Linked DNA regions of Homo sapiens: region 2 is linked to region 1. Evidence: chromatin loops called from intact Hi-C (ENCODE). Cell type or tissue: spleen. All regions are shown on one strand. Each heading gives the region's core, and the rest is flanking DNA. Links, peaks and the distances in the headings are about the cores only. Region 1 has its middle 280 kb from the start of MIR12115. Region 2 holds the start of LOC124900906 (small nucleolar RNA U13).

The links. A loop is a pair of places that touch in the nucleus more often than their neighbours do. Peaks named below come from ENCODE experiments on the same cell type or tissue, not always from the same donor. Only the 100,000 strongest peaks of a DNase experiment are listed, where the experiment ranks them.
Region 2: it touches region 1 in a loop (2.9-fold over the local background); 5 of 110 quality-filtered maps call a loop at or near these places.

What each region holds. Positions count from the first base shown.
Region 1 is chr4:22,229,342-22,245,004 of GRCh38, forward strand. No RefSeq gene overlaps it. Among named protein-coding and RNA genes, the nearest start is that of MIR12115, 280 kb to the right of the region's middle. RefSeq lists an enhancer at 8,825-9,119 and a silencer at 8,825-9,119. In spleen, for the core only: a CTCF peak has its summit at 8,002 (motif pointing right); a DNase peak (open chromatin) is centred at 8,017; H3K4me3 peaks cover 1,202 bases; H3K27ac peaks cover 1,850 bases.
Region 2 is chr4:22,347,528-22,363,190 of GRCh38, forward strand. LOC124900906 (small nucleolar RNA U13) reads left to right here and starts at 1,923; the gene lies at 1,923-2,027. In spleen, for the core only: no CTCF peak of the experiment used is centred there; no DNase peak of the experiment used is centred there.

The sequences.
Region 1 (15,663 bases), core at 3,122-11,121:
AACACCGCAAATTTCGCAGCTTACAACCATGCAAATTTATTATCCCATAGTTCAGAGGTGAAAAGTGTGCGTTAGCTTGACTGATTTCTTTGCTTCAGGTTTTGGAAATCCCAATCAAGGTATCAGCTGGTCTTGGCTCTTAGAATCTGCTTTCAAGTTCATTCAGGTTGTGAGCAGAATGAAGTTCCTTGCAGTGGTAGGACCGAGGTCCCATTTCCATGCTGGCTGTCAGGCTGAGTTCTGCTTAAGTTCTTAGAGGCTTCTCTTGGTTCTTGTACACAGGACCCTATTTTTCACGGCCAGCAACAGCATATCAAATTTTTCTCATGCTTGCAAGCTCTGATTTCCACACCTACCATATTTCTCTTCTGCTGCTTCTGACTTCTGTTGGGAAAGGTTCTCTTCCTTTAAGGAGTCATGTGATTCAATTAAATCCACCTGGGTAATCCCTCCTAATCTTCCTATTTTAAGGACTGTAATCTTAATTACATCTACAAAGTCCCTATTGCCACATAGCATAACATATTCACAGTTCAGAATCAGGCTGCAGATGTCTTTAGAAAGTGGAGTCACTATTTAGCCTACCATACCACTCATCAATTTTAACCTCATTTAAGTGTGATTGATAACTGGCAATCATGTGTCCCCGATGCAATAGGTGGTACATGGTACCATCTTTGAATTATTTTTCCCCATCCTTGCCCCTAAAAAAGGATATAATCAAGCCTCTATGTCTACCTAACAGTTTTACGGTAAATAATGAGGATAAAAAAATGTTTAAATACTACATGATATGATCGGTCAAATCTAATAGAAAATTCTAGGCCGGGAGCGGTGGCTCAAACCTGTAATCCCAACACTTTGGGAGGCCGAGGCGGGTGGATCACGAGGTCAGAAATTCGAGACCAGCCTGGTCAACATAGTGAAACCCCGTCTCTACTAAAAATACAAAAAATTAGCCGGACGTGGTGGCGGTCACCTGCAATCCCAGCTACTCCAGAGGCTGAGGCAGGAGAATGGTTTGAACCCGGGAGGCAGAAGTTGCAGTGAGCCAAGATCACGCCATTGCGCTCCAGCCTGGGCAACAGAGTGAAACTACGTCTCAAAAAAAAAAGAAAAGAAAAAAATTCTACAGGGCAAACATCCAAAACATCCAGGATCTCAACAAATAGGTGTCAGAAAAACAAACAAACAAAAAAACATTAAAAGGATAGAAGAAGGTGGGTGGATATAAAGAGACTTATAAGACATTTTGATCAAATGCAATGGGTCGACTTTTTTTGGATCCTAATCTAATCAACCCAACTGCAAAAATACATTCCTAAGGAAACACTGGGAAAATTTGAACACCTATTGATTTTAGATTGTAATAAAGAATTATTATCAACTTTGTTAATATTGTAGGGTTTTGTGTATGATATTGTGGCGTTTTTAAAAGTTCTTACTTATTAGACATACATACTATTGATGGTAAAGTGATGTGATTTCTAGGATTTATTACAAAATAATCCAGGAAGAGAAAAAATACTGGTAGGAAGACATCAGTGAAACAAGATTGACCAAATCTTAATAATTGTTCAATCTGTGTAATGGATACACAGAGGTCCACCATCCTATTCATTTTACATTTGTATATGTTTGAAATTTTATATAATAAAATATCATAAAGGGGACTCATTTCACTATATTTTAACACCTCTCAAAGTCATTTATATAAACCAGATTTCTACAGAACAATCACATGAAATACTTTGGCCTGGCCTACATAATATATCTCAAATACAACCACATGTTACCACCTCACCACAGCATTGTATATCCTGAATTACTGCAGCAGTCATCCACTGATCTCTGTTTTTACTTTTGCTCTTCTCTTCACTGTTTTCCGTGTAATAGCTGGAATGATCTTTCTAAAATATAAATTATATCATGTGCTTCTTCTATTCAAGATTGCCAATGGATTTCCATTGCATATCAGTAAAATCCAAACTTTTACCAAATCCTATAAGGTCCCATGTAATATAGCCTCCAGCTTGCTCTACAATTTATTTCTTATCTATCATCCTCCTTTCCTAGCTCAATCCTTTCCAACCATGCTGGCCTCCTTGCTGGTTTGTCAAATAAGTAACGCCTGCCACAGGGCCTTTGCTTAGGTTTCCCCTTCCAGGAACAATCTTCCCTTAAATTCTCAAATTTGTTCTTCTAGTTCCTTCAAGGCTTATCTCAAATATTAACATTCAGAGAGTTATTTGACCATTCTTTCCCAAAATCCTTCAATATTTATGTCAAATATTAACACTTCAGAGAGTTATTTGACCATTCTTTCCAAAAGAGCACCCAACAATCCTCTAAATCCCTTTATCCTCCTTGATTCTTCATTGTAGCAAGCACCATTTGTGTTACATTGCCTTTACTTTGTGTCTTCTTCATATGATAAACATAAGCTTCATGAAAACAAACACAGTTTTTTGTTCAAAACTCTATCCCTGACATCTAGAGTAGAGCCTGGTGCTCAAAAATTGATTCTTTAAATAAATATTGAATAAATGAGAATTAGAATGTGATCTCCTTATCCCAAGCCACAGTACTAGGTCATTTTTTCTTCCATTTTTATTATTTCCATTAACGAATATTAAAGGAACATAGAAAATTCTAGGTGTCTACTAAGTAATGGTGACAATGTTAAGACACAAACAACTTTCTAAGTGAACTTAATAGCTGTTCAGAGGTATTAAGCCAGAGAAAATAATTTATCACCTGGGAAATGCTCTAAGGATGGTTTTCTATTAGATATGTTTTAGAATTCTTCAGCTAAATAAGGAAGCTGCAGAAATTCAAGATTTCCATCTTGATTGTGAGGTCAAGCACCCAAATTCCACTTTGATTAGCTAGAGTATGGCAGTAAGATAGAATTTTAAGGTCTACTCATTTAGAAAAGAACTGCTTTCTCCCCTTGATTCACAACTTTAGGCAAATTTCGGACTTTCCTTAAAATGCAAAAACTGCTCATCGCTCAGTTTTCACCCACATCTTGAGTTTTGATTCTTGCTTTGTATTTTCCCTTTGTATAAACCGTCTGTTTATTTTTATCCACAGGCTTGTTACCCAGCTTTTACCTTTTAGCAGTGACATTTTAAGGGAAACCTGAAATTAAACTGCACATTGGCAGAGAATTTGGCAGACATAATATATAAATAACTGTATCCCAGATTGTCTTTAATGCTCTCATTTTTACTTCTCCTCAGGCTGAAGAATTTAAAGCATACATATTCTAGTGGAAATACATATATTTTCATTAATTTTGGTGGTACATGACTTGCAATCACTGAATGACAAGTGTGCACCTAAAATAAGATATATGTCAAAGCAAAGGTTGCTAGAAAAACAGCAGATTTTCAGATGTACTAATAAGAAGTAATGTTTCTGCAGGCCTATAAAGTTTACAAGGGACATTTTTTCTTTTAGTTTTTTTTCATTTTTCATTTTATTTTTTGTAGACACAGGGTTTCACCATGTTGCTCAGACTGGTCTTGAACTCCTGAGCTCCAGCAATCCTCCTGCCTTGGCCTCCTTAAAGTGCTGGGATTGCAGGCATGAGCCACTGCATATAATCTTTTTTTTGAGACAGTATTTCTTTCCCTAGCCTGAGCCCCTGCTAAACTGCACCATTGCCTGCCAGAACTAGAATAGAGTTACTGTTAAAATGTCTAGATTGTATTCCCAATCAATCTGTTCACTTATTACCTGTGTGATTAAGAATGCTCTCTACTTTTATGAAAAAGAAATGACATTTGCATACTTACTTTAATTGAGGTGATGTTTCTAAAAGAGTTCAAGAGAGAACCAACTATACAACAACAACAACAAAACAAAACTGCACACGTTTACTTGTTTCACTCCATTCTGTTAATTACCATGTTTCTTTTCATCACTCCAATAGAAATGCCTATGAAAGCAAACTGTATCTCCCTTTTATCATTTCCAATGCCTGGTCCGTGCTGTATGCACATCTGCAATCTACTGATTTATGGACCTTTCACTAAACCTTAGAATACCACTTCTTTCCAGTTCTTTGGTCTCCAACACCAGCCTCTTAAGATTAGAGTCGCAGTTATAAATGAGGCTTTGTAGCAACCTAAAAATAACCTCACAGCACCCACAAAGAGACTCTTCATCAGTTTCTCCTTCCACTGCAGAAATGACCGCGTCAAAAAGCTCTGTTAGTGAGTGACTGTCGATGTGACAAAGTACACAGCGTTTTTAGTATATATCTTGTTCGAACTGCAAAATATCTTCAGATGCTCACGTAATTCATAGCTGTCTTAGAATGAAGTAGCATCCAAGTAGCATTTACTCTTACAGTTCTATGCCAAACACTCACCTCTTTGCCACGTGAGAGAGTCTTGGCCTTAGCTATTAACACTGTGAAATTAAAACTGCCACGTCCCCATGTTTACTGAGTTCAGAGCATTGTTTTTTGGTATACGTCCCAAAAAAATAAAAATAAAAACAAAACCAAAAACACATGAGACAGTCAAATAATTTTTTTAAATGTTTCACGTTTAAAAATCTTCCTGAAAAGTCACACGTTCATTTGTATATTTAAACCTCAGAATAGACCCGCATTAAAGAAATTTTTTAACTTCATTTAACATAACGATTTGTGGACATTGTTTAATTACTAGGTAATATTAAAGAATTCTTGTTAATGTTGTTAGATGCAAGAATGTCTGTGATGGATGCTATGATGAGCCACCCTGATCCTCCTTCAGAAATAAGATGATTCCCTTCGCAGCTCAGGATACTGCCAGCTGACAGCCACCTGCTATTCGCCTCTCCAGAAATTGCCCTCAAACTGCCCTAGGCCGAAGGACACCTTCCTCAAGATTATGCTCACTTCCTAGTGACAGGATGGTCCATAGGGGAGTATTATGGGAATATTAAAGCCCAGCTTTCTCTTCCAGACCCTGGACAAGTAATAAGCATTCAGCATTGCAGCTTTCCACAGGGATCAGCTGAGTTTTGTTTTGTTTTTTTTTTTAATCAGGAGTCTTGCTGTATCGCCAGTCTGGAGTGCAGTGGCGCGATCTCAGGTCACTGCAACCTCCACTTCCCGGATTCAAGTGATTCTCCTGCCTCAGCCTCCAGAGTAGCTGGGATCACAGGTGCATGCCATCATGCCCCATTAATTTTTATATTTTTAGTAGAGATGGGGTTTCTCCATGTTGGCCAGGCTGATATCGAACTCCTGAGCTCAGGCAATCTGCCTGCCTTGGCCTCCCAAAGTGCTGGGATTACAGGCGTGAGCCACCGCCTGGTCCAAGCCGAGTCTTTTATAGGTATTACCTAGTGGTCCAACTTCTCCCTCGTCCTGGCCTTGTTTCCTGTCATTCCCTCTTGCAGATGCAAATCCTGAAAACCACTCCTAATAAATTTTCTGTCCACTACTCTGCATCTCAGAATTTGCTTCCCAGAGAACGCAACTCACAACAATGGCATGGGGGGGACATATTAGAGATATTCCCTGAAAAAAGTAAGGATGAGACACTATGAGGTCTGAAAATAGCAAAGAAATAAAAGGGGAGAAATAGATGAAAAACGATTGGCGAAATGTGAATAATTGTTGAGACTGAGTGATGAGCACATAAAAGTTCATTGTAACATTATTCTTTTATGTGTGCTTGAAAGTCTCCATTATAAAATATTTTGAAAATATTGTTTCTCAAACTTGCCAGAAAATCATCTTTACAAGTAACACTATTATCATCTTGGGACAAATTCGATGCTCCTTTGTTCCTAACTAGGGCCTAAATGAGCCAGGGAAAGTTTCGCCAATTACTTCCTATGGCACAGAATAATTCTAATCTCTCTGGGTCTGAGTTTTGCAGATGAGCCTCATTAATGCTAATGAAAATGTCACAGGTGCTAATGAACCGCTAGCACTCTTTAACTCCATAGACAACTAGCCAAGGTAGCTGCAGAAGCTTGGAAATCAATTGTTGTCAGATGGTACACCCAACCCTTAGAGGTAACCTAAATGTGCAGAGCTTGTTGGACTGGGAAAATTCCCCCAAGATATAGGAGAGGAAGTAGAATGAGGTCAAAAGCCTCGGGAAAGTAGACCAAGGAAGCAGAGCCAATTAACCATCGGAGCTACCACTCGGACAGTTGGAAACCGAGAGCTGTAATTACTTCTCATTTGCAACATTAGCCTTCCTTGAAATCCTAAGGAGTGGCCTCTGGGCTGCTCTATCAGACTTCGTAAATCAGAAGAGGAACACAGCTCCTTTCCTCTCAGACCCAAATAGCCCAGGATGAATCTGTCACCAACTCACAAATGGACGAAAACTACTATTAATAATGGAGAGCAACCAGTTTTGTTATTTGGGGCTTCTTCCCTTAATTAAGATTCCCTTCTTTGAGTAGCCCGGAGTGTTGGCCTCCTATTCACCAAGCCATCTGCTCTGCCTTCGTTTTTCTCCCCCTCCCAATTCTCCCAGAGGAATTTTTTAAGCTTCAACACATCGGCAGTCCTGCTCTGAACTGAATTTGCATCTCCAACTGAATCTATTTTAAGGTTTCTTTTGTGAACCTAATGGCTATCTCTAGTCACTTTTCCACTTTCAGGGACTGATGGCGTCTCCTCCGAAGACTCCCCAGAGGGCCCAGTTCTCCCCCAGGGCTTCTGTCTGACGCAGGCAGACACTCTCCACTACGGAAACCATCTGGCAAAGCAGCATCTGGTAGAAGTTTTTACCTTTATCCTTTAGGACTCAGAAGAAACTGGTTCGTTCAGAACCTTCTCATTTTCTTTCTCCTCATTGTCACAGATACGCCGCTCACTCAAGAGCACCTTTGGGCCGGGAACTGGGAAGGCTCTCCCTTGTCTCAATTGCTTTCCTGACTTATGTAACCCTCTGTGACCCTGCTCCCTACCTCCCTTCCTTCTGGATGCCTCACTCTCCTCACCCTCCACACTCCAGCCAGCTAGGTTTCACTTCAGGCCACAACACACGAAGCTCATCCCGTTCCTTCCTAGAGACTTCACACTGTGTTCCCTTTCCCTTAAAATATCTTCCCAGCCACTGTTGCATGGTTGGTTCCTTCTTGCCATTCACATTTCAGCCTGAATGCCACCTCCTCAGAGAGAGCTTCCCTGACCACTCATTTTCTTTCTTTTGGTAAAAACATTTTTAGAGACAAGGTTGCTATGTTGCCTATGCTGGACTTGAACTCCTGGGCTCAAGTGATCCTCCTACTTCAGTCTGCTAAGTGGAGACTACAGGTGTGGGCCACTGTACCTGGCTTCACCTGGTTTTAATGGTCTATACAACACTGATTTTTTATTTATTTCCTGTTTTCGTCACTTCCAACAAGTATGGCAGCTCCACAAGACAAGAGACCTCTTCCCCTTCTTGCTCACTGCTTTCCAACTCTTCCTGAAACTATGTCGGGCATTTGGTGGGTGCTTAATAAGTATTTGTGGAATTAATTTTTTATTGCATCCTTATAATAGCCCTAAAGGTGCACATTACTACTCCCTTTCGACAAAGAGTAAAGGGAGGTTCAGAAGTTAAACATCATGCCCAGGTCACCCATGTCTAGTAAGGAACAGGTGCAGGATCCCGGCTGATGGCTAACCCTACCCTCTCTGACAGTCAGCCAGGTCTATGAGACCTTGGGTGAGATATAAGGATGTGTCGAGATTTGTCTCCAAATTCTATAAATGCAGTTTTACTTTGTACCTGGATTGTATGACCTACAAGGCGCCTTAAAAACCATTTAATTTTTTGTCACTTGCACTAAGAAACAAGCCAATCCACAAAGGGAGAATGGCCAAAGGCAAACATGTGGTCAAGGCAGACCTCAAGCTGAGCTCTGCTGATTCCTGTCCATGTCACAAGCCACCATGTATAGCTACACCTGTCGTGCCCTGCCCAGAGGTGCTGGGAGGGGAGGTGGCTGGGGCTGGAAACAAGCAGCTGTGCAAGCCCTGCCCTCCACATGCATGCCCACAGGGGGCGCCATTCTCTGCTTTGCACCTAATGAAGCTGCCTGCCATCTCTTCGTTTACTTGCTTCCTTGAAGAACACTGATAATGTAGAAATAAACTGTTTCCAGTCCCCTGGACACCCGCAGTATTCAGAAGAGTAGCTGAAGGTGCTGCAAAGTTATTCATCTCAGAGGGATGCTGACCCAGGTAGTTGCTGACTCATCATTTCTCTCTTTTATTAATGTATGAATCTAAATATAAAATATTGTAAGCAAGCACCAATCTGAGAGTTCAAAAAGATGAAATATTATTATTCTGAGGGTGCTTGAATTTATGCCCCTTCTGTGTCCAGCATTTTTCTCTCTTTCTCTCTCTTCCTTAAAACACTCCTACCCAAAAACAAAATCCCACTTGTGAATCCTCAATATCTGATGAATAAGAAAATAATTAGAATATGCCGAGAATGTTCCAACTTTAAGGATGCTAGAAAAAAGTCTAGAATAAAATGTTTCAAATTTATCTTTTGGTCGTGGGGGACAGGAGATGATTTTTTTTTTCCTGCCTCTTTCTGTAGTGATTTCCTATAGGAAGCATGTATTACTTTTATGGTAGAGGAGGAAAAAGCCCGTATTTTAGAAAAGAAAGTGAAACAGGAAGGTAAAACTGTAGGTAACAGCTACTGGCCAGGTTCTGGAACCACAAACAGAGTTGGCTGCAGCAAGCTGAACAGGAAAAAGTACTACAAGTTAAAGTTTTTGCCATTCAAAGCAGGAATAAGACTGTGGGTCCTTCCTGTGTGACAGCAGGAGGACAGCAGGACCCGGAGCTGGGAGGAAAAAAAACCCAGACCCAAAAGAGGGAATTCTTTTTATAAGCACCTTTGATTTGGATGGCAGGCACATCATTCTGTTTCAAAAGAAGTGTCGCTGGGCTCTGCCTCAATGCCTTCCGGCAGGTGGCCAGGACCAGCAGACCACTTGCTCGTCACTAGGCTCTGTTTGTTTTCTTTGTGCTGGACTTTGCCTGTCTCCTATCAAATAGCAGGGGAAGGAGTCCGGGAAGCGTTCAGAGATAAACCCCAGAGAAAATCGTGTATCAAAAGGAAATAATAAAGCCTAGAAAGACCCAGGGAAGGAAGGAAAGAAAATGCGTGCTTGAACTTTTAAAGAAATGGGAAAAGTGACTCTTTTGCTTTTGTATTTGTAAATTTTTTCTCTCCTTCCTCCTTACTGCCCCCACCCTCTAAAGAAAAGACTGAAAGCAAAATTCCTCTCACTGAGCTGTGCCCAGGGCTGGCTTCAACTTTTCCAGAGCACCCAAGGTGGCCCAGGTGGGGAAAAGAGGATGTCAGTCAGCTTGGATTTCATTGTCTCCTGAAATCAAGTCTGAGACTCCAGTACCTTCCTGGGGCATCTAGCAACAAAGAAAGCATGTAGGTGTGTTCAAGAAGGCACACTAAGGGGTTTGCTGGAGAAGCAAGTCCAAGCCAGAATTTGCAATCCCAAAGCTAGAAGTAAGGAGTCAGGAAAAGGCAAAGGGGAAAATGCAGGCTTTTTCTTTGGAACAGGGGTTTTCCCTGGACGCAATTGCACAGAGCTGCCTCTCCTTGAGTGCTGGCGCTGTGACACGTGGGTAGCTTCGCTGGAGTTAAAACTAGTTCCAAGGACAGATTCTGTGTTGACTACTGTGGCAGGGTGGTCCAAGTGAGCTTTACATACTTCAGCAAGAGGGCCCTGTAAGAGGGGAAGACAGTGAGGCCCAGAGAGAATGTAAGGGCTTAGGAGACGTATTGATTCATTTCCTTCCATGAGTTTTATGTGTGACTTTGACACATTGGGCCAGGCACCAGAAATACAATGCAATCACCCTTCCCACCCCTGGACTCGCTAATCAAGAAGACAGACATTAATCATATACAAACCCTATACAAACAAGTCAAAATTAAAACTACAGGAATTGATAGGAATTTTTGGGGTTTAGAAGTCTAATTCATTAGAGCCATCTCCTCAGTATCTGCGTTCTGACTTATTGAAAGATGCAAAGCATCTAGGCAGATGGAGACTGACAAAAACTAGCCTGGAGTACAGCATTAGGTGTGCAGCAGCAATGGCTGCCCTGCTATGGTTTTCCTTGGGGAACACTGAGCTGGAGAAGAGACTCTTCCCCAGTATTCTTGCACTGAACAGATGTGGAAAGGAAACAGGGGCCCCAAAAGACCTGCACCAGTGACTATCAGACATCAGCCAGACAACTCACCCCACTTCCTGGGGGCAAAGAGTAAAGGCAAGGCCGGTGGCCAGGACTGTGTAGGGAAAACTCCTCCTCTTGGAGTACGGGGTGGGAATGTGTCTCTCCCCTACTTTCCCTGTGTTTCTGTTTCCTTAACTTTTTGGGCTTGGCCATTGAGTCAATCATCAGCCAGGGCTATGTGGCTGATTGTTTCTTGAGGGCTCAGCAAACTCTCTGCGCCGTCTAGCTCCTGCCTTCATAAGTGCAGAACTCAACACCGACTTCTTCTCTTTGAGTATACGCCATACTCCTGGGTACCTTTAGGGCACTTGAGGCTTTGCCCCACCATCCCCGCCAAAAGGTGACCACTCTGCACCTACTTTCTATTTGATATTGCATCCCAAATGTTATCCATATATTAAGAAAATCTACCACTGTTTATTGGCAAAGCCACTGTTTGGGTGTTGGAAATATAAATCCTTGGCCATAGCTTAGGAGGTTAACATAGCCAGATCCAAACTCAGGCCATGTGCCCCGCTATCCATGTGGATTATCAAAAATCCATAAAGAATGGTTTCTCCCTTGTCCTTCACCACAAATTCTAAATAAAAGCCTCTCCTGGGCACCACTAACACTAGAAGCGCTAACACCAGAAATCTCTGCCACACACATGGAACTTTGTTGTAGCTTCAACTTCTGACTTACAGACTTGGCAGAAAGACATGTAAACGCTAAACATAGCAGTTCTGCCCACTAGTCTCATAAAGAGATGATCTTCGAAAGTATCTCTTTTCCTTATAATCAATTTTTTAAGAATGGTGTCTGCTCTTGGGGCCCTCAGATTTAGTACTGCTGAATGCAGTACTGTAAAATTATGATCTTCATAGTTTTCAAATATTCTCCTCTGTGTGACTCACCATACAGTGTAGCGGTGTGAACTCCAAAAAGTCAGAGCTAATACGCAGAGTAGAAGCGTGAACTCCACACAGCCTGAGCTAACACACAGCATAGTCATGTGAACTCCACATAGCCTGAGCTAACATGTAGGGTAATAGTGTGAACTCCACACAGCCTAAGCTAACATGTAGGGTAATAGCGTGAACTCCACACAGCCTAAGCTAACATGTAGGGTAATAGTGTGAACTCCACACAGCCTGAACTAACACACAAGGTAGTCATGTGAACTCCACGCAGCCTGAGCTAATACACTGTGTAGTAGTGTGAACTATACACAGCCTGAGCTAACATGCAGGGTAGTAGTGTGAACCACACACAGTCTGAGCTAATACACACACACGTTAGTAGTATGCCTGCTAATGAGTGTGAACGGATACACAGAGTGGTATATAAACTGGTAAACAGTATAAATTATACAGTGTAATTGTGTACACAACTACACCGTAAAATAGTTTAAACTATTGCCTCATAAAGTAGGAGGAACTCCCACACACAGGAGTAGGAAGCACCCTCAGTATCACAGAGTGAACTCACACACAGTGCCACCCAGTACCACCCAGTACACCGCAGATCACATGATCTTTGAAACTTTTCTATAGATCCAAAGTTATTCCAAAATAAAATTTTAGGTTAAAGAAAACCTTTTTTTGCACTGTCTTATAGTTTACAAATATTCTTCTCTTCTAGCAGCCTATTACAATCACACTTATGGCCTATTATTCCAAAATGACTGTAGTATAACTTCAAATTTGATTCTGAGCTTCCTCGTTGAGAAGTGTAAGACCAAGCAATTACATAATGCTTAGTATTGAAAAGAAGGAAATATCCTAGTTCCTTAACACAACCAAAGCCTTTCCCAGAAACATAGTCTCAAATAAGCCTTTTTAAATGGGCTATCAAGTGTTGTGAAGAAGAGTGTTCTCAGAAGCATTTTTACAACAAATGTAATCATAAATTTCAAAAGATTCCTTGAAATGACCTTCCATGGAAGCTGAAGTAAGTCTGAACAACAATTCTGAGAAGAGCATTCTGCAAAAAAACGAAACAAGCTCCTGTTAGGTATGTCACTTCCTCGTGGTTCAGCCACTTACAGAGATAGAATACAGATTGCCAGGGAGAGTAGGCAGAATACATGTTCTATACACTACTTCCAGCAGCACCTCTTCCTTCAACAGGGCTTTTGCTTGGAGCTGGAAAGCAGAGAGTTCAAAGTTGACTCTAATTGACTCTAATCTACACAGCAATACCAAGATTGTGAGTAGCTGGTTGGAGACATCTCACTTGAGTTAATATAGTTATTAAACGAACAGACATTTTATAGGATTGTGTACAGGAAAGATAAACCTTTTGAGTAAGCCAGTTGTGGGAAATAACAATCTCACACTAATTAATTGGTAAGGCAGTGAGCAAGTTACTCAGCCTCTTCCAATGAGGAGAATAATAACTACTTTGTAGTGTTCTTGTAAGCAACTAGAAATTTATCTGGCCAATAATGGCTGTAACTTAAAATTATTGCATGATGCTCACCTGCACATTTTAAACTCTTTACAGCTATAATCTTCTTTAAGCTTTAAAACAATCCAATTTTTTTTAGTAGAGAAAATATTTTGATATAAAGTTTTAAAATAGAAAAACCTAATTGACAGTGTTAGAAATTAGCATAGTGATGACTCTTGTGGCTCCAGGGAAGCATGAGAGACTTCCTGAGATTACGGTTGTGTTCTATTTTTTTACCTGGTGTGTTCACTTTGTGGAAATTCATTGAGCTTGACACATGATTTATATACTTTTTTGTCAGCTTTTACTTTATATACAGAGGGTATATGTGCAGATTTGTTACATGGGTATAATGTACTCAGGTAGTGAGCATAATACTCAATAAGTAGTTTTGTGACCATGCCCCACTCCCTCTGTCTGCCCTCTAGTAGTCTGCAGTGTCTATTGCTCCCATGTTTATATCCATGGGTACTCAGTGTTTAACTCCCACTAAAAAGTGAGAACATGCAATGTTTGGTTTTCTGTTCCTGCGTTAATTTGCTTACAATTGTGGCCTCCAGCTTCACCCATGTTGCTACAAAGAACATGATTTCATTCTTTTTTATGGCTGTGTAGTATTCCATGGTGTATATGTGCTGCATTTTCCTTATTCAATCCACCATTGAAAGGCACCCAGGTTGATTCCATGTCTTTGCTATTGTGAATAGTGCTGTGATGAACATACACATGCATGTGTCTTTATGACAGGATGATTTATATTCCTTTGGGTATATACACAATTATGGGATTGCTGGGTCGAATGGTAATTCTGTTTTAAGCTCTTCAAAAAAATCTCCAAGCTGCTTTCCACAATAGCTGACCTAATTTTCATTCCCACCAGCAGTGGATGAGCATTCTCTTTCTGCTCCAACCTTGCCAGCATCTGCTATTTCTTTACTTTTTAGTAATAGCCATTCTTATTGATATGAGATAGTACCTTATTGTGGTTTTAATTTGCATTTCTCTAATGATTGGTGATGTTGAGGACTTTTTTTCCTATGCTTGTTGGCCACATGTATGTTTTCTTTTGAATCATATCCACTTTTTAATGTGGTTGCCTGCTTTTCACTTGTTAATTTATTTAAGCTCCTTATGGAAGCTGGATATTAAACCTTTGTTGAATGCATAGTTTGTGAATATTTTCTGCCATTCTTTAGGTTGTGTATTTACTCTGCTGATCATTTCTTTTTCTGTGCAGAAGCTCCTTAGTGTAATTAGAACCCACTTGTTAATTTTTGGTTTTGTTGCAATCACCTTTGGAGATTTAGCCAAAAATTCTTTCTTTGTCAAGGTTGACGTCAAGAAGACTAGTACCCAGATTTTTTTCTAGAATTTTTATAGGAAGTTCTTACATTTAAATCCATCTTGAGTTTACTTTTGTATATGATGAAAGGTAAAAGTCTAGTTTTATTCTTCTGCATATGGCTAGCCAGTTAACACGGCACCATTTGTTGAATGGGGAGTCCTTTTCCTTGCTTATTTTTGTTGGCCTTATCAATGATCAGAGTGGTTGTGTTTACTATTCTGTTCCATTGGTGTTATGTGTCTGTTTTTATACCAGTACCATGCTGTTTTTGTTACTGCAGCCTTATAGTGTAGTTTGAAGTCAGGTAGTGTGATGCCTCCAGCTTTGTTCTTTTTGCTTAAAATTGCTGTAGATATTTGAGTTCTTTTTGGCTCCATATGCATTTTAGAATAGCGTTTTCTAATTCTGTGAAGGATAATCTTGGTAGTTTGACAGAAATGGCAGTGAATCTGTAAATTGCTTTGGACAGTATGACCATTCTAACAATATTGACTCTTCCAATCCATGAGCATGGGATATTTTTCCACTTATTTGTGTAATCTCTGATTTATTTCAATAGTGTTTAATGTAGTTCTTTGTTGAGATCTTTCACATCCTTGGTTAGCTATATTCCTAGGTATTTCATTTTCTTTGTGGCTACTGTAAATGAGATTGTGTTCTTGTCTTGATTCTCAGCCTGGGCATTATTGGTATGTAGAAATGCTACTTATTTTTGTACATTTATTTTGTATCCTGTAGCCTTACTTAAATCATTTATCAGTTATAGAAGCCTTTTGATGGAGGGTTTGGGGTTTTCTAGGTATAGAATTATGTCATCAGTGAAGATAGTTTGACTTTTCCTGTTTGGGTGCCTTTTATTTCTTTCTCTTGCATGATTGCTCTGGCTAAGACCTCCAGTACTATGTTGAAAAGGAGTGGTGAGAGTGAGCATCCTTGTCTTATTCCAGTTCTCAAGGAGAATGACCACTCAATATTTTCAGTATCTCATTTCTTCAGATGAAAAAACAGAGGCCCAGAAAGTGAAAATAACTCCCTTAAAGGCACAAAGGTAGTACTGCTGAATTCATATACCAGCTCCAACAACTACTAGCTGTGTGACCTTAGGTAAGTTATTTAAATTACATGTGTCTAAATTTCTGTATTCATGAAATGGGGATAACGATATTACCTTCTTAAGGTTTCCTTGAGGATTAACAATAGATGCAATTAATAATACATGTAAAAATAAATGCCACATGTCTAGAACAATGCCTAGCACGCAGTAAGTCCTCAGTGATGGCTAGATTTTTATAGCATGTGAAAAATCAGATGAGAAGGTGTTAAATTTGACACTGTAGAAACAGAGGCAATTACATAAGGAGGGTTTCCTCAGATCAAAAGCTACCTGAGGTTTGACTGGAAGGTAAGTTGCAATAAAACTAGACTTTTCTTGTGGAAGCAGCAGGATATCTTATGTAACGTATGACCAACACTTAATACAGTCTTCAATAGCATATGAATCATATTCACCATCACCAATAAACATTTTTTAGCCCTTATTGAATCACAGCATCAATCGAAGAACTTAGAGACTAGTAGATGTACAATACCAAGGGTCCCCCATTTGCAAGGTTAACGTTACCATTGAAGGTTCTATTTCTGC
Region 2 (15,663 bases), core at 3,972-11,971, 120 kb after region 1:
TTAGCCTTTTTGTTTTTGTGTTTATGTGTTTTATTCGCATCTGTAGTAATATGGGACACTTCACCTCTAAAGATTCTTCTTTGTTTATCCGATAACTCTGACGTTTAAGTATTTACTTATTAGGAACCCAATATTGTCAAAATCTGTGAAAATGGAATTTCCATAATGAAAATGAAAAGAAACCAAATGCTTAGCTAGCTTTCTTTGATTTCTCTAAATGAATGAATAATTCCAAAGTAATGTCCCAAGACTCTTTAGGGCTAAAGAGAGGAGAGAGAAGAAATTTACATCATTTTGCATTGGACAAATTGAATCAGAAAAAAAGGTTTTCTAAGAGCCATGTAAGCCAAGAATTAATAGTTCCTCAAAATATAATCAGACTCAGTCTTTAGAAAATGATAAAAACCAATGACATTATTATAATATGTATGGACAATGAAAAAATGTTCTGCCAAATTCAGAAGAGAGTAAGAAATTATACAGATCCTCAACAACGATGCTTGACTGATCAAATGATGCTTAATTACATGGTTTTATGTTGCTAATTGAGAAACATTCTTATTAGCTACTGAAGCCTCTATTTCAACCATCAGTTCTCTAGATCTTTTGCAATCATTTCCTTTAATTTGTAAGAGTGATAAAATTTCTATCTTATTAATAGAAAATATATTTGAGCAAACAGTTTTATATGCCTTGGTTACCTCTGGGGGAATTAATAAACCATGTTATAAGTTATCTTAAAATCTAATGGAGTGGAGGACATTACTCCCAGTTGTAAAGGAGTAACTAAGATAGACTTGTCCACCCATCATAAAGAACTAGAAAAATGGACTACATATGTGAAACAACTGTTTTTGCTAATTGGAACATATATTTCAAAGAACTATGATCCCTAAGTTAAGATAAATAATCAAAATGGACAATACAATCACTCTGGCTTTCTTCCTGCTGGTACTTTACAATCCATGCTGGAAGAAAGAACCCGGGCAGAGCATAGGAGAGTCACTAAGTTTGTGAAGGGAAGATTGGAATTCAGGGACGCTCATGTGGTTGGAATCTGTAGGAAAGAACCAGAGATGAGGGGACTAGGCAAGGAAAGAGCTCCAGGAATCTGATAGGGATCTGCTCCAAACTATAACTTAATGCTAAGCTGTGCTTGCATGGGGTAAAATTTCACAATGTCAGGAAAGGACGATTAGAAACTATAAATGAGACAATTCTCAGAGCTCACAAAGGAATGAGAGACTTCTGAGTTTCAACAAACTATTGTTGGAGAGGCTGCATTGCCCACCTGCGACATTCCCTACCAAGAGTAGAGACTTGAGCGGTATCATTTCTAAATGATAAAGTAGCCTTGCAGTAAAGGCTACACTAGACATGCCCTTTAAAACAGGCCTCTAAAATATCAAGCAAATCTGCAAGTAATTTAACTCCCTTCCAGAAAAAATGCCAGTGCTCCTTAAGAAAACTCAACAACATAAAAGTCAACACTCAATAACAAGAATCAAAACATGTGGTATTAAGTAAACTAATAATAATAATAATAGACTGAAAAGCTGGAAAATGGAACCCAGTATCCAGGAAGAAAAAAGTCATTAAAAAATGTTTTAGGCTGGGCGCTGTGGCTCACACCAGTAATCCCAGCACTTTGGGAGGCTGAGGCAGGTGGATCCTCTGAGGTCAGGAGTTTGAGACCAGCCTGACCAACATGGTGAAACCCTGTCTCTACCAAAAATACAAAAATTAGCCAGATGTGGGGGTGTATGCCTATAGTCCCAGCTACTTGGGAGGTTGAGGCAAGAGAATCACTTGAACCCGGGAGGCAGAGGTTGCAGTGTGAGCCATGATTGCACCACTACACTCCAGCCTGGGTGACAGAGTGAGGTTGTCTGAATAAAAAGTTTTAAAACCTAGAAATGATGATCCTCTGGTAGTTCATGAGCATGATGATTGGGTGTTTCACGCACATGTGTGAGATGTGCCGTACTTGAAACTTGTTACCATGTCTGCACAATGGGCATCTGACCTGAAAAAAAAAACTAGAAATGAATTTTATGATGAAATTATCAAACAAGGATTTAAAAGAGCTATTGTTAATATGATGAATATTTAATTTTAAATAAAAACATACACATAATACAAAATACAGATAAGAAAATCAAGTCTTAAAGATGAAAAATACAATACTTAAGATAAAAATTATCCTGGATTGACTTAGTATAAATCAGATACTGCAGAAGATCAGTAAACTTGAAGATAGAGTAATAGAAACTACACAAACTAAGGCACAGAAAGAAAAATAGATGAAAGAAAAATACACAGAGGCCAGGCATAATGGCTCTTGCCTATAACCCTAACACTTTGGGAGGCTGAGCCAGGCAGACTGCTTGAGCCCAGGAGTTTGAGACTAGCCTTAGCAACATGGTGAAACCCCATCTCTATTATCCAGGTGAGGTGGCATGTGCCTATACTCAGCTACACAGGAGGCTGAGGTGGGAGGATCTCTTGAGCTCAGGTGGCAGAGGTTGCAGTGAACCAAGATGTCTCCACTGCACTCCAGCCTGGGTGACAAAGTGAGACTCTGTCTCAAAAAACAAAAGAAACAAACAGACAAAAAAAACTTCAGTGGTTTTTGGACAACATTAGGCTTCACTTACATGAAAAAGAAAAATATTCAAAGGAATAAGGTTGTATATTTTATAAATTTGATGAAAACAACATACAAATCCCCCCGCCAAAAAAAACCACGAAGAAAAACACACCAAACACATTATAACGAAATTACTGAAGACCAAGAACAAAAAGAAAATTTTTAAAGTAATCAGAGAGGAAAAAAGAGACATCATATATAGTAGAAAAATGTAGAGAATTATTAGTGTTCTCATCAGAAAAATGCAAGCCATAAGACAATGTAGCAAAAGCATTTAAGTCCTGGGAAAAAAGTTAACCTAGAAATTTGTATTAAATAAAAATGTCCTTCAAAACTAAAGACAAAATACTTTTTCAAAGAAATCAATAAAAGAATTAAATTCTAAGGGTTTTTGCTGGAACTATAAAAAATATTAAAAGGTTTTCAGGTTGGAGAAGAATACTAGATAGAAACCTGGATCTACATAAAGGAATACAAAATGGTGAAAATGGTTAATATATGGGTAAAATTTGAAACTTTTTCTTGTTTTTAAATTTGTTTAAAAGATATTTTGTTTTGTAAGGAAAAAATAACAGCAATGAACTGTGTGGTTTATAATATAGAGAGAAGTAAAGTATATCTAGAAATAGAACCAAATATAGAAGTGGGTAATGGAATAGAATATTGTTGCAAGGTTCCTCCATTGTCAATGAAGTAGTGTTATGTCATCAGAATGCCATAAGAAATTAGAGGGGGTAGCTGAGATGGCCAACTAAAAGCAGCTAGTGTGCACTGCTGTCATGGAGAGGAATGGAACCTCCTCAACACAGGGGAACCTCCCCAGTCCAGGGAAGTGGTGAGTAAATATGCAACCCCAGGAACCCATGCTTCTCCCACAGATCTTTGCAACCCTCAGGTGAGTAGATACCCTCATGAACCCATTCCACCAGGCCTTCAGTCTGACACACAGACCTACATGGAATCCCAGCAGATCATGGAATCTCTGCTCAGTCACATGCAGAGACCTGGGAGCCTTAGATACCTGGGCTTTCCGGGCTTCCTCGCAAAGGAGCTGAAACTCTGGCAAAGCAGGAGGTCAGGGCTCCATACACACCATTAGAAAAGGGGCAGAATCCAGTGGGCTGAGAAGCAATAGTCTATGGGCCCTGCTTCCATGGCACCTCACAGGATAAGACCCACTGGCTTGGAACTCCATTCAGCCACTGGTAGCAGTGTTACACTTCCCTGAAAAAGAGCTCCCAGCAGCAAGGCCAGCCACTACCTTTGCTGTTTGGCTGACTTCACCGTTTTAGCCTTCAGGCTTTGGAGAGTCTGAGGTGACTGGGGCCTGAAGTGGGCCCCCAGCACAGCACAGTGGCTATATGCAAACATGGCCTGCTTTTTTTTAAGCAAGCCTCCAGCCCTGTTCCTCTTCACTGGGCAGGACCTTCCAACTGGGGTCTCCAGCTACCCTCATCAGTGTTCTCCAGCAGACAGAGTTTTGAAACCTCCCTGGGACAGAGCTCCCAGAGGGAGGGGCAGGACACCATCTTTGCTGTTTCATAGTCTTTACTGTTGATAACTCCAGGTACTGGAAAATCCAAGGTGACTAGAGACTGGAGTAGACCCCCAGCATACTACAGTAGCTCCTCGGAAAAGTGACCAGACTGTTACATAGGTGCTTGTCCCCATAGCTCCTCACCGGGCAGGTCCTCCAAGCCTAGGCCTCCGACCACCCTCTGCCAGGCTATTGAGCCAGTAGCAGCTATGCAACAACCTGGAGAGAGCTGCTGAGGGCAACTGAAAGCCTCTCTGCCCTCTGCAGTGGAACTGCATTTACTACCCTAGGACTCATTAAGACGCAAAAACCCTAAGTGCCTTATCCATACCTTCAACAAGCTGCAGTTGACCCAAGGAGAGGAAACCAGTCCATCTCCCACAGGTTCTGCACACCCCCACCCCAGCTTGCTCATAACCAGACAAGGAACCCTTGGCTTGTGCCCACACACAGATCCCCCATCCTGGGATGATTGCACTGAACAGTTGTTGACCTGCACCTTTCTGGGGTGGAGCCCTCAGGAGACAAACAAAAGACCCTTGGCCACAAGGACTACTAAGGTCCCTTCCTCTGTTGCCTCCAAGTAGGGGGAGAAACATAAACCCTGAGATGGCCTTAGTGCTGCAGTGGGCAGTGCAGGAGTGACAAACTGAAATCTACAGCCAGCATTCAATGGGGAGAGCAGCCCAAACTTTCAGAGCATTGAGAGGGAACCCAGTTGCAACTGTGAGGAAACACAGGGGAGCCACATAACCAAACAAGAGTCTACCAAGTGACCAATAAGCCAAAGTACCATCTACTGGATCACACCCCAAAGCTTCAACACCAAAATACCTTGCTAACATACCCCCTTGTGAGACCAAAGACAAGAAGTCTGCTTCAAATAAAGACTCTGCACAAAGCACGGTACTGAGAAAACATCCAGTAAAGAAGTTCACTGACTGTACTCAACCAATGCAAGAACTCTGATAACTCAAATGGCCAGAGTGTCATATGTCCTCCAAACAACCTTACTGGTTCTCCAACAAGAGTTCTTGACCAGGCTTAGCTAGCTGCAATGACAGAAACAGAATTTGGAATATGAATAGAAACAAAGATCATTGAGGTTCACAAGTATGGCAAAACTGAAATCAAGAAAACTAAGAATCACAATAAACACTACCACAGCTGGAAGATGAAACAGCCAGTATGAAAAGGAACCTAATGAATCTGGCAAAGCTGAAAAACACAATACAAGAATTTCACAATGCAATCATAAGTACTAACAGTAGAATAGACCAAGGTGAGGAAAAAAATCTCAGAACTTAAAGCCTGGCTCTCTGAAATAAGAAGTAAAACAAAAATAAATAAAAAATAATTGAGAGGATTGACTAAAACCTCCAAGAATTATGGGACTATGTAAAGAGGCCAAATCTATGAGTCACTGACATCCCTGGAAGGGATAGGAAAAAAGCAAAAAACTTGAACAACATATTTCAATATATTGTCCATGAACATATTCCCAACTTTGTCAGAGAGGCCAATAATCAAATTAAGAAAATACAGAGAACTCCTGCAAGGTTCTACACAAGAAGATAATCTTGAAGACACATAATCATCAGATTTTCTAAGGTTGAAATGAAAGAAAAAGAGCAGGTCCCCTATAAAGGGAACCCCATCAGGCTAGCAGTGGACCTCTCAGCTGAAACTCTACAAGCCAGAGGAGATTGGAGAACTACATTTCACATTCTTAAAGGAAAAAACTTCAGCCAAGAATTTCATATCCAGCAAAACTAAGTTTCATAAGCAAACGAGAAATAAGAACTGTTTCAGATAAGCAAATGTTGAGGGAGTTTATTACCACCAAATCTGCCTTACAAGAGATCTTGAAAGGAGGATTAAATATAGAAAGAAAAATTATGATCAGCTAATACAAAATTACACTTAAATGCAAAGACCAGTGACACTGTAGAGCAACCACACAAACAAGCCAGCACAGTAATTAGCTAACAAGACAATGACAGGATTAAATCCACACATATCAATACTAACCTTAAATGTAAGTGGGCTAAGTACCCCATGAAAAAGGCACAGAGTGGCAGGTTGGAGTAAAAAAAAACATGCAAGACTCAATGTTATGCTGTCTTCAAGAAACTCATGACACAAATATGTTCAAAATAAAGGAATGGAGGAAAATCTACCAAGCAAATGAAAAACAGAAAAAAGCAGGGGTTACAATCCTAATTTCTAACAAAACAGACTTTAAACCAACAAATATCAAAAAAGACAAAGAAGGGCATTACATAATGATAAAGAGTTCAATTCGACAAGACATAACTATCTTAAATATATATGCATCCAACATGGAAGCACACAGATTCATAAAGCAAATTCTTAGAGTCTTGCAAAGAGACATAGACTCCCACAAAATAATAATGGGACGCTTCAACTGCCACTGGCAGTATTAGACAGATCATCAAGGCATAAAATTAACAATACCAGTGATCATTAGAGAAATGCAAATCAAAACCACAATGAGACACCATCTTACACCAATGAATAATAACAAATGCTGGTGAGGTTGTGGAGAAAAGGGAACACTTATACACTGTTGATGGGAGTATAAATCATTCAACCATTGCAGAAAGCAGTTTGGCAATTCCTCAAATTGCTAAAGGAGAACTACCATTTGACCAAGCAATCCCATCACTGGGTACATACCCAGAGGAATATAAATCATTCTACCATAAAAACACATGCACTCAAATGTTCATTGCAGCACTATTCACAATAGCAAAGACATGAAATCAACCTAAATGCCCAACAATGACAGATCAGATAAAGCAACTGTGGTGCATATACACCATGGAATACTATGCAGTCATAAAAAAAAAACAAGATCTTGTCTTTTGTGCAAACATGGATGGAGCTGGAGGCTATCATCTTTAACAAGCTAACACAGGAACAGAAAACCATATACCACATGTTCTCACAAGTGGGAGCTAAATGATGAGAACTTGTGAACACAAAGAAGAGAACAACAGACACTGGGGTTTACTTGAGAGTAGAGGGTGGTTGAAAGGAGAGAAGCAGAAAAAATAACTAATGGGTACTAGGCTTAATACCTGGGTGATGAAATAGTCTGTACGGCAAACCCCTGTGACATGAGTTTACCTATATAACAAATACTCTCAAACCTAAAATAAAAGTTAAAAAAAAGAAAGAAATTAGATATGTATTTTGCAAACCCTGAGATATCCACTAGAAAAAAGAAAAAAGATCAAACAGACCAATAGTGAAGATAAAAAGAAATATTAAAAATACCCTATCAAAAAAAGAGCCAGGAATAATGGTAAGAAGGAACAAACTAGAAATGGGACAACAGAAAACAAACAGTAAGATTTTAACCCAGCAATATTAATAATATTAAATTATAAACTACTCCAACAAAAGGCAGTGATTTTCAGACTGTATTTTTTATAAAGCAAGATTCAACTATATGTGATATATTTGAAGAATTCATTTTAAATACACAAAGATGGGTTAAAATAAAAAGATGGAAAAAGGGATATATGAAAAATTTAATAATAAGAAAACTGGGGCCGGGTGCAGTGGCTCACACCTGTAATCCCAGCTCTTTAGGAGGCCGAGGCGGGCAGATCACAAGGTCAAGAGATTGAGACCATCCTGGCCAACATTGTGAAACCGCGTCTCTACTAAAAATATAAAAATTAGCCAGACATGGTGGCATGTGCCTATAGTCTCAGCTACTTAGGAGGCTGAGGCAGAAGAATCGCTTGAATCCGGGAGACAGACACTGCAGTGAGCCGAGATCCTGCCACTGCACTCCAGCCTGGGTGACAGACAGAACTCTGTCAAAAAAAAAAAAAAAGAAAAGAAAACTGGAAAGGCTATATTAATAGAAGTCAAATAGACTTTGATACAAGAAATATTACCAATAATGAAGTCAAATATTTTTAAATAATAAAATTATTAATTCATAACAGACCCAACAGTCCTAAGTTTGCATGCATGTAGTTGCAAGATTTCAAATACATTAATAAGGAAAACAACATAACAGAAAGGAGAAGTAGATAGAAAATTTTGATTAAAGCTTTCTCTTAGCAACTGAGAGAAAAAGTAGACAGAAACCAACAAGGGTACAGACATCTTGAACAACACTGAAAATCTAACCCAATTTACCTTTACAGAACACCACATCCAGCAACAGTATAATGCGCATTCTCTACCATGCTTATAAAATATTCAAGGTAGATCACATGCTCAGCATAAAATAAGTTTCAAATTTGACAGGATTAAGGGCATACAAAGTATGTTCTCTAATGCAAAAGAAACTAAATTAGAATTTAATAACAATAGTCATATCTAGAAAATCTCCTAAGACACTTCTAGGCAATGCAAGGGTCAGACAAGAAATGACAAGGAAAATTAGAAAATATTTCAAAATGGCTGACAATTTTTTTAAATTTTAGGGATGAAGCTAACACAGAACTTTGAAGACAATGTATAGCTCTAAATGCTTATCCTAGGTAAAAAGAAAGACCTAATACCAATGAACAAAGTTTCCACCTTAAGAATAGAACGAGGAGGGGGACAAGATGGCTGACTGGATGCAGCCAAAAAGTTCTGCTCCCACCCAGAGGGATCAGATTATTAAGTAAACCACCATAATTTGGGCAGATCTTCAGAAAGAAAATGCCAAAAGTGGGTGGAGAGGCAAGACTAAAGCCAAGGCTGAAGAGGGAGGTCGCGGGGAACCCTGCACCGGATACCTTAACCCAGGGAATGGTTCCTGACTTTGTCGACTGGGAAAGGGGTGAGTGAGGGAATTGAGGAATGGCTCTCTCTCAGAATGGACCTCTGGGATCCTAGCTATAGGGGACCTCATGTCCCCATGGATGCATGAACTGGCAGGGGATGTCCTCGGGGAGCAAGCAAAGACTGCCAGGCCTTCAGACAGCACAAAGTATAGGAGCTTTTGTGTGCTGGGCAGTTCTAGGGAATGTGGCCATAGACACTCATCCCCCAGGGCTCCCCACACCCCTCCAGGAGGCACGGGCCCCAGCTGACCTTCCAGCCACGAAAGAGTGGGCAGCTTCCCCATGGGACTGAAGTATGTCTGCTCTACAGGCCCTCCTGCTCGTTGGCCCCTCCCAGGGTCCATACCAAGCTGTGCTGCATAAGCTGGTGCACAGTGCAGCCCCTGCAGCCCAGTATTGCTGCACCTGAGCACTTTCCTGGCAACCCAGGAATACATCAGATCCAGAATCCCAACCCGAGCTGCAGGACATCCCAGTGCCCCAGGGCTGCAACATGCAGCTCAGGAGTATGGAGCTGAGATCTGTGGCCGGCCCTCAAGCAGAGAAGCAGCCCCCACCATCAGAGCAGTGAGAGGGGTGAGAAGCATGTGTTCCTGGGCGGGGGCAGTAGTGGTGCATGCCATCCTCTGCAGGGCCAGTCCAGAAAGATGTGGAATATATCCCTGCCAGCCTCTGCCTGAGGGGATACTGCAGCCTGGAACACCTAAGAAAAGAAATGCAGGTGCAGCACCATTGATCCTTGGGGACTTCCCCAAAGCCCAGAGAGGACCTGGTGAGGAGGCCATTTGTCTCCTCTGCCTACCACAGAGCAGGACTGAAAACAAGAGGAAGTACAAAAACGACATGGCTGGGTATTAACCTAGCTACCAGCCATTGCTCTTAAGCACCATCTACTGGCTAACAGCCTAAACTATAATACCAAAAATTATGCCTATGAAACCAAGCTCACGAATTCACCCACCCAGGTGGCTGGCAAGATGGCCGAATAGAAACAGCTCCAATCTGCAGCTCCCAGCAAGATCAATGCAGAAGGTGGGAGATTTCTGCATTTCCAACTGAGGTACCGGGCTCATCTCATTGGGACTGGTTAGACAGTGGGTGCAGCCCACAGGGGGCAAGCCGAAGCAGGGTGAGGGCTTCCCTCACTTGGGAAGTGCAAGGGGTCAAGGAACTCCCTCCCCTAGCTGAGGGAAGCCGTGAAGGACTGTGCTAGGAGGAACAGTGCATTCCAGCCCAGATACTATGCTTTCATCATAGTGTTCGCAACCCACAGACCAGGAGATTCCCTCAGGTGCGTATGCCACCAGGGCCCTGGGTTTCAAGCACAAAACTGGGAAGCCATTTGGGCAGACACTGAGCTAGCAGTTTTCCCCTAACAGTGCAAACAAAGCTGCCCGGAAGTTCGAACTGGGCAGAGCTCACCGCAGCTCGGCAAAGCCGCTTTAGCCAACTGCCTCTCTAGATTCCTCCTCTCTGGGCAGGGCATCTCTGAAAGAAAGGCATTAGCCCCAGTCAAGAGCTTATAGATAAAACTCCCATCTCCCTAGGACAGAGTACCTGGGGGAAGGGGCAGCTGTGGGCACAGCTTCAGCTGACTTAAACGTTCCTGCCTGCTGACTCTGAATAGAGCAGCAGATCTCCCAACACAACTCTGGAGCTCTGCTAAAGGATAGACTGCCTCCTCAAGTGGGTCCCTGACCCCCATGCCTCCTGACTGGGAGACACTTCCCAGCAGGGGTCAACAGACACCTCATATAGGAGAGCTCCGGCTGGCATCTGGCGGGTGCCCCTCTGGGAGGAAGCTTCCAGAGGAAGGAACAGGCAGCAATCCTTGCTGTTCTGCAGCCTCCACTGGTGATACCCAGGTGAAAAGGGGCTGGAGTGGACCTCCAGCAAACTCTAGCAGACCTGCAGAAGAGAGGTCTATTAGAAGGAAAATTAACAAACAGAAAGGAATAGCATCAACATCAACAAAAAGGACGTCTGCACAAAAACCTCATCTGAAAGTCACCAAAATCAAAGACCAAAGGTAGATAAATCCACGAAGATGAGGAAAAACCAGCGCAAAAAGGCTGAAAATTCCAAAAACCAGAATGCCTCTTCTCCAAAGGATCACAACTCCTCGCCAGGAAGGAAACAAAACTGGATGGAGAATGAGTTTGACAAATTGACAAAAGTAGGCTTCAGAAGGTGGGCAATAACAAATTCCTCCAAGCTAAAGGAGCATGTTATAACCCAATGCAAGAGAACTAAGAACTTTGAAAAAATGTTAGAAGAATTGCTATCTAGAGTAACCAGTTTAGAGAAGAACATAAATGACCTGATGGAACTGAAAAACACAGCACAAGAGCTTCGTGAAGCATACACAAAGTATCAGTAGCTGAATCGAACAACCAGAAAAAAACATATATATATCAGAGATTGAAGATCAACTTAATGAAATAAAGTGTGAAGAAAAGATTAGAGAAAAAAGAATGAAAAGGAATGAAGAAAGCATCCAAGAAATATGGGACTCTGTGAAAAGACCAAACCTGTGTTTGATTGGTATACCAGAAAGTGACAGGGAGAATGGAACCAAGTTGGAAAACACTCTTCAGGATATTATCCAGGAGAACTTCCCCAATCTAGCAAGACAGGCCAACATTCAAATTCAGAAAATACAGACAACACCACAAAGATACTCCTTGAGAAGAGCAAAAACTAAAGAGTTTCTACACAGTGAAAGAAACCACCTACGGAGGAAGTAGACAACCTACAAATTATGAGAAAACATTCACAAACTATGCGTCTGACAAAGCTCTATCCAGAATCTGTAAGGAACTTAAATCAACAAGCAAAACAAATAACCCCATTAAAAAATGGGCAAATAACATGAACAGACACTTCTCAAAAGAAGAGATATACAAGCAGCCAACAAACATATGAAAAATGCTCATCAACACTAATCAGAGAAATGCGAATCAAAACCACTATCAGATACCTTCTCATACCAGCCAGAATGGCTGTTATTAAAAAAAAAATCTCAAAAAATAACAGATGCTGAGGCTGATGAGAAAAGAGAATGCTTATACACTGTTGGTGAAAATGCAAATGAGTTCAGCCACTGTGGAAAGCAGTTTGGAGATTTCTCAAAGAATTTAAAACAGAGCTGCCATTTGACCTAGCAAACTCATTACTGGGAATATACCCAAAAGAATTTAGATCATTATACCAAAAAGACACATGCATTCATATGTTCATTGCCATGCTATTCACTATAGAAAAAAACATGGAATAGACCCTAGGTGCCCATCAATGGTGGATTGTATTAAGAAAATGTGGAACATATACACCATGAATACTACACAGCCATAAAAAAGAATGAAATCATGTCCATTGCAGCAACATGGATGGAGCTGGAGAGCATAATCCTAAAGGAATTAATGCAGGAACAGGAAACCAAATGAATATTCTCGCTTATTGGGAGCTAAACATTGATTTTCCAAGGACATAACCATGAGAGCAATAGACACTATAGATTACTAGACTAGAGAGGGAGGGAGGATGGGTGTGAGTTGAAAAACTACCTATTTGGTATTATGTTCACTATCTGGGTGTAATATATGCATGTAACAATCCTTCACATGTACTTCCTGTATCAAAAATCAAGGCTGAAATTTTTTAAAAATCTATCATACATATAAATACACACACACATTAAAAAAAGAATAGAATGAAATGGCTTCAACTTGATAAAGAGCATCTAAAAAGAACAATTTAAAACTGTCATTATTTGTAGGCAACATGATCATGTACACAGAAAAGAATGTACAAGAAATTTATGATAATAGTTAAGTAAATTTGCAGGGCAATCAATATTTATGTAAATTTATTGTTTTCCTGTATTTTATCCTGCTGCTTTTCTTGTTAATCCTGTTGTACTTTCTTCCACTTCCAGTTCCCAACTGTTAATTTGTTATCCAGTCTCCTCATGCACCATATTGAAAACAGAGCCTTCAGTTAATCATAACTCAGAAACCCATAGCAAATTGTAAAAATGGCCACATCATAAAGTCTTCTCATCCTGTATGCACACTCATTTATGACTTTACAGTTCTTCCCATCAAGAGATGAAGTCTATTCTTTACTCCTTGAATTTGGGCTTAGCTATGTGACTTACTTTAGTGGATGGGACATTAGCAATGTGTCAGGAGCAAATGCTTGAAAAGTGCTTGTGCATTGGAGTTTACTCTCTGGATGGTCTTTGGAAGCCTGGGACTACCATAGGAAAAAATTCAAAACCAGCCTGCTGATAAGAGAACACGTGGAGCAAAGATAGCATCTCAGCTGAAGCTCTCCTAGACCCTCCAGCCACAACCAAGAAATAAGCCAGCTAACCCTAGACATCAGCCACGCCATCTCAGACCAGAAGAAATGTCCACCTGATTAAGAGAACAGTGAGAAATTCTTATTTTAAGCCACTAAATCTTGGTAGGGGTTAGCACACAGTAATAGCTAACTGATACATGTTCCTTCTGCTTTCATTTCAGTACTGAGAGCAATTCACATGCACATAACTCACTTCAAAGTCCCATGGACCCAGCAGGTTTGGGAATTTAGATGCTAATAAATGGTAATGATGTTTGTCCCAATAGTTAAGTTGTAAGTCATCTTTATTTTTTAAAGACATCGATGGATAAAATTAGAAGTGAAAATCACATTATGTCTAAGTTTAATTTAAAACGAGCTTTACAAGAATAAAGGAAAGGAAGAAAGAAAGAAAAAGAGGAAGGGAGGGAGAAAATAGATAAAGTAGGACACAATGTTGATAATATAGAACATTAATAGATGGTGTATTTGTCTGTTCAGGCTGCTATAACAAAATACCATAGACTGGGTGGCTTAAGCAACAAAAATTTATTTTCTCACAGTTCTGGAGGCTGGAAGTATGAGATCAGGGTGCTAGAATGGGTAGGTCTGGTGAGTGCGCCTTGCAGGTAGGTGGCCAACTTTTGTGTGCTCAGAAGGCTTTTCTTCTTGTGTGCAAATTGGAGAGATAGAAATCTGTGTCTCTCTTTCTCTCTCTCTCTCCTTCTCTCTGTCTCTCGCTCTCTCTTTTTCTTATAAGGCCACAAATCCTATTGGATTAGGACCCTACCCTAATGAACCCATCATCTTTAATTACCTCCTAAAAGCCCTAACTCCAAAAACGTCACATAGTGGGTTATGACTTCAACATATGAGTCTGGGGGAGAAACAATTAAGTCCATAGTAGAAGAAAATTCATTGTCCTAGTCTAATTTTTTAGATATTTGAAAACATTCATAGAATTTAAAAGCATAACTATATTTTATCTTCTACTCTCTTGTTTATGCAGTAAGAGACAAAAATTCTCCCTAGAAGAAAATTCTGGAAAGCTCCATGATCCCTTTATACCATTAAAAATTCTTGATTAAGTAATTAGAAAGTCCAGTTCAAGATAATAAAGTTGTAAGTTTGCTTTAATATCAAGTCTTCTCCTATCTTCCAGACTGCTGGAACTGCTATGATTCAAAGCCTTGGTGACAGTCAGTTTCTCCATTTCTACACCTTATCTTCCATATCAATCTAAAGGTGGCTTTATCCTCTATGAGGACTTACATGTTGGAAAAATGAGTGGAGGTATCATTAAGTTGCCCTTGAGCTTTCTGGGACCCACTCTGTTCCATTTCCCTTGACATAGACAAGGCCATTATTGGCCTTCATCTCTGAGTTCTGCCAACAAAGCATCAGCCTATGTATTCTCTGTTACTTCAGTAACAAATTATCATATCACACACTTATTATTATAGTTCTGGAGGTCAGATACATGAAATCAGTTACCTACTTCAGAAGGCTCTGGTGAAATGGAGACAGCCTGTTTCCTACCTTTTCCAGCTTCTAGAGACTGTCTGCATTCCTTGGTTCCTGCCACGTCACTCTGACCACTGCTTCCATCGTCACATCTCCTTCTCTGACTCTGACCCTCCTCCCTCCCTTTCAAAAAGACCCTGGCAATTACGTTAGGCCCACCTGGATTATCCAGGATAGTCTCCCCATATCAAGGTCCTTAACTGAATCACATTTGCAAAGTCTCATTTGCCACGTGAGGTAACATATTCACTGATTCTGTGGATTAAGACATAGGTATCTTTGGGGGACTGGCATTATGCCCACCACATCCTGTCTCTCTGTACATTTCTTGGGAGTAGGTAAGTTATTACTTATTAAGTTATATATTACTTATTATGTCTCAGTTTCAAAAAAAAAAAAGAAAAACATAGCAGCCTTTCTAGGTCTCCTCATGGAAATCCCTCCCACTAGGTTGGAGGCACAGAAGGCAGCACACCCCTCTCCTTCTCCAAATATGGCAATAGCTTCTGCAAAGATCTGTCTTCCCCAGTCCCCTTCTCAAAAGTCTGTGTGACCTCTTCTTTTATCCTTAGCATGTCAGATGTATCTAGTATTTTGGAACAGTTCCCTTTACATTTTTTTCATAAAATTTGCATGTGATGCTTTCACACCATTTGGTGCCCTGATACTCATGGAATTGATACCTCAGTTGACACTGAAGCAGGGAGAGTTGCATTCCAACATTCTGCCCATAACTATTTCCCTAAAGTAGAAATATGAAATTATAAATGGTTCTTCATGAATCG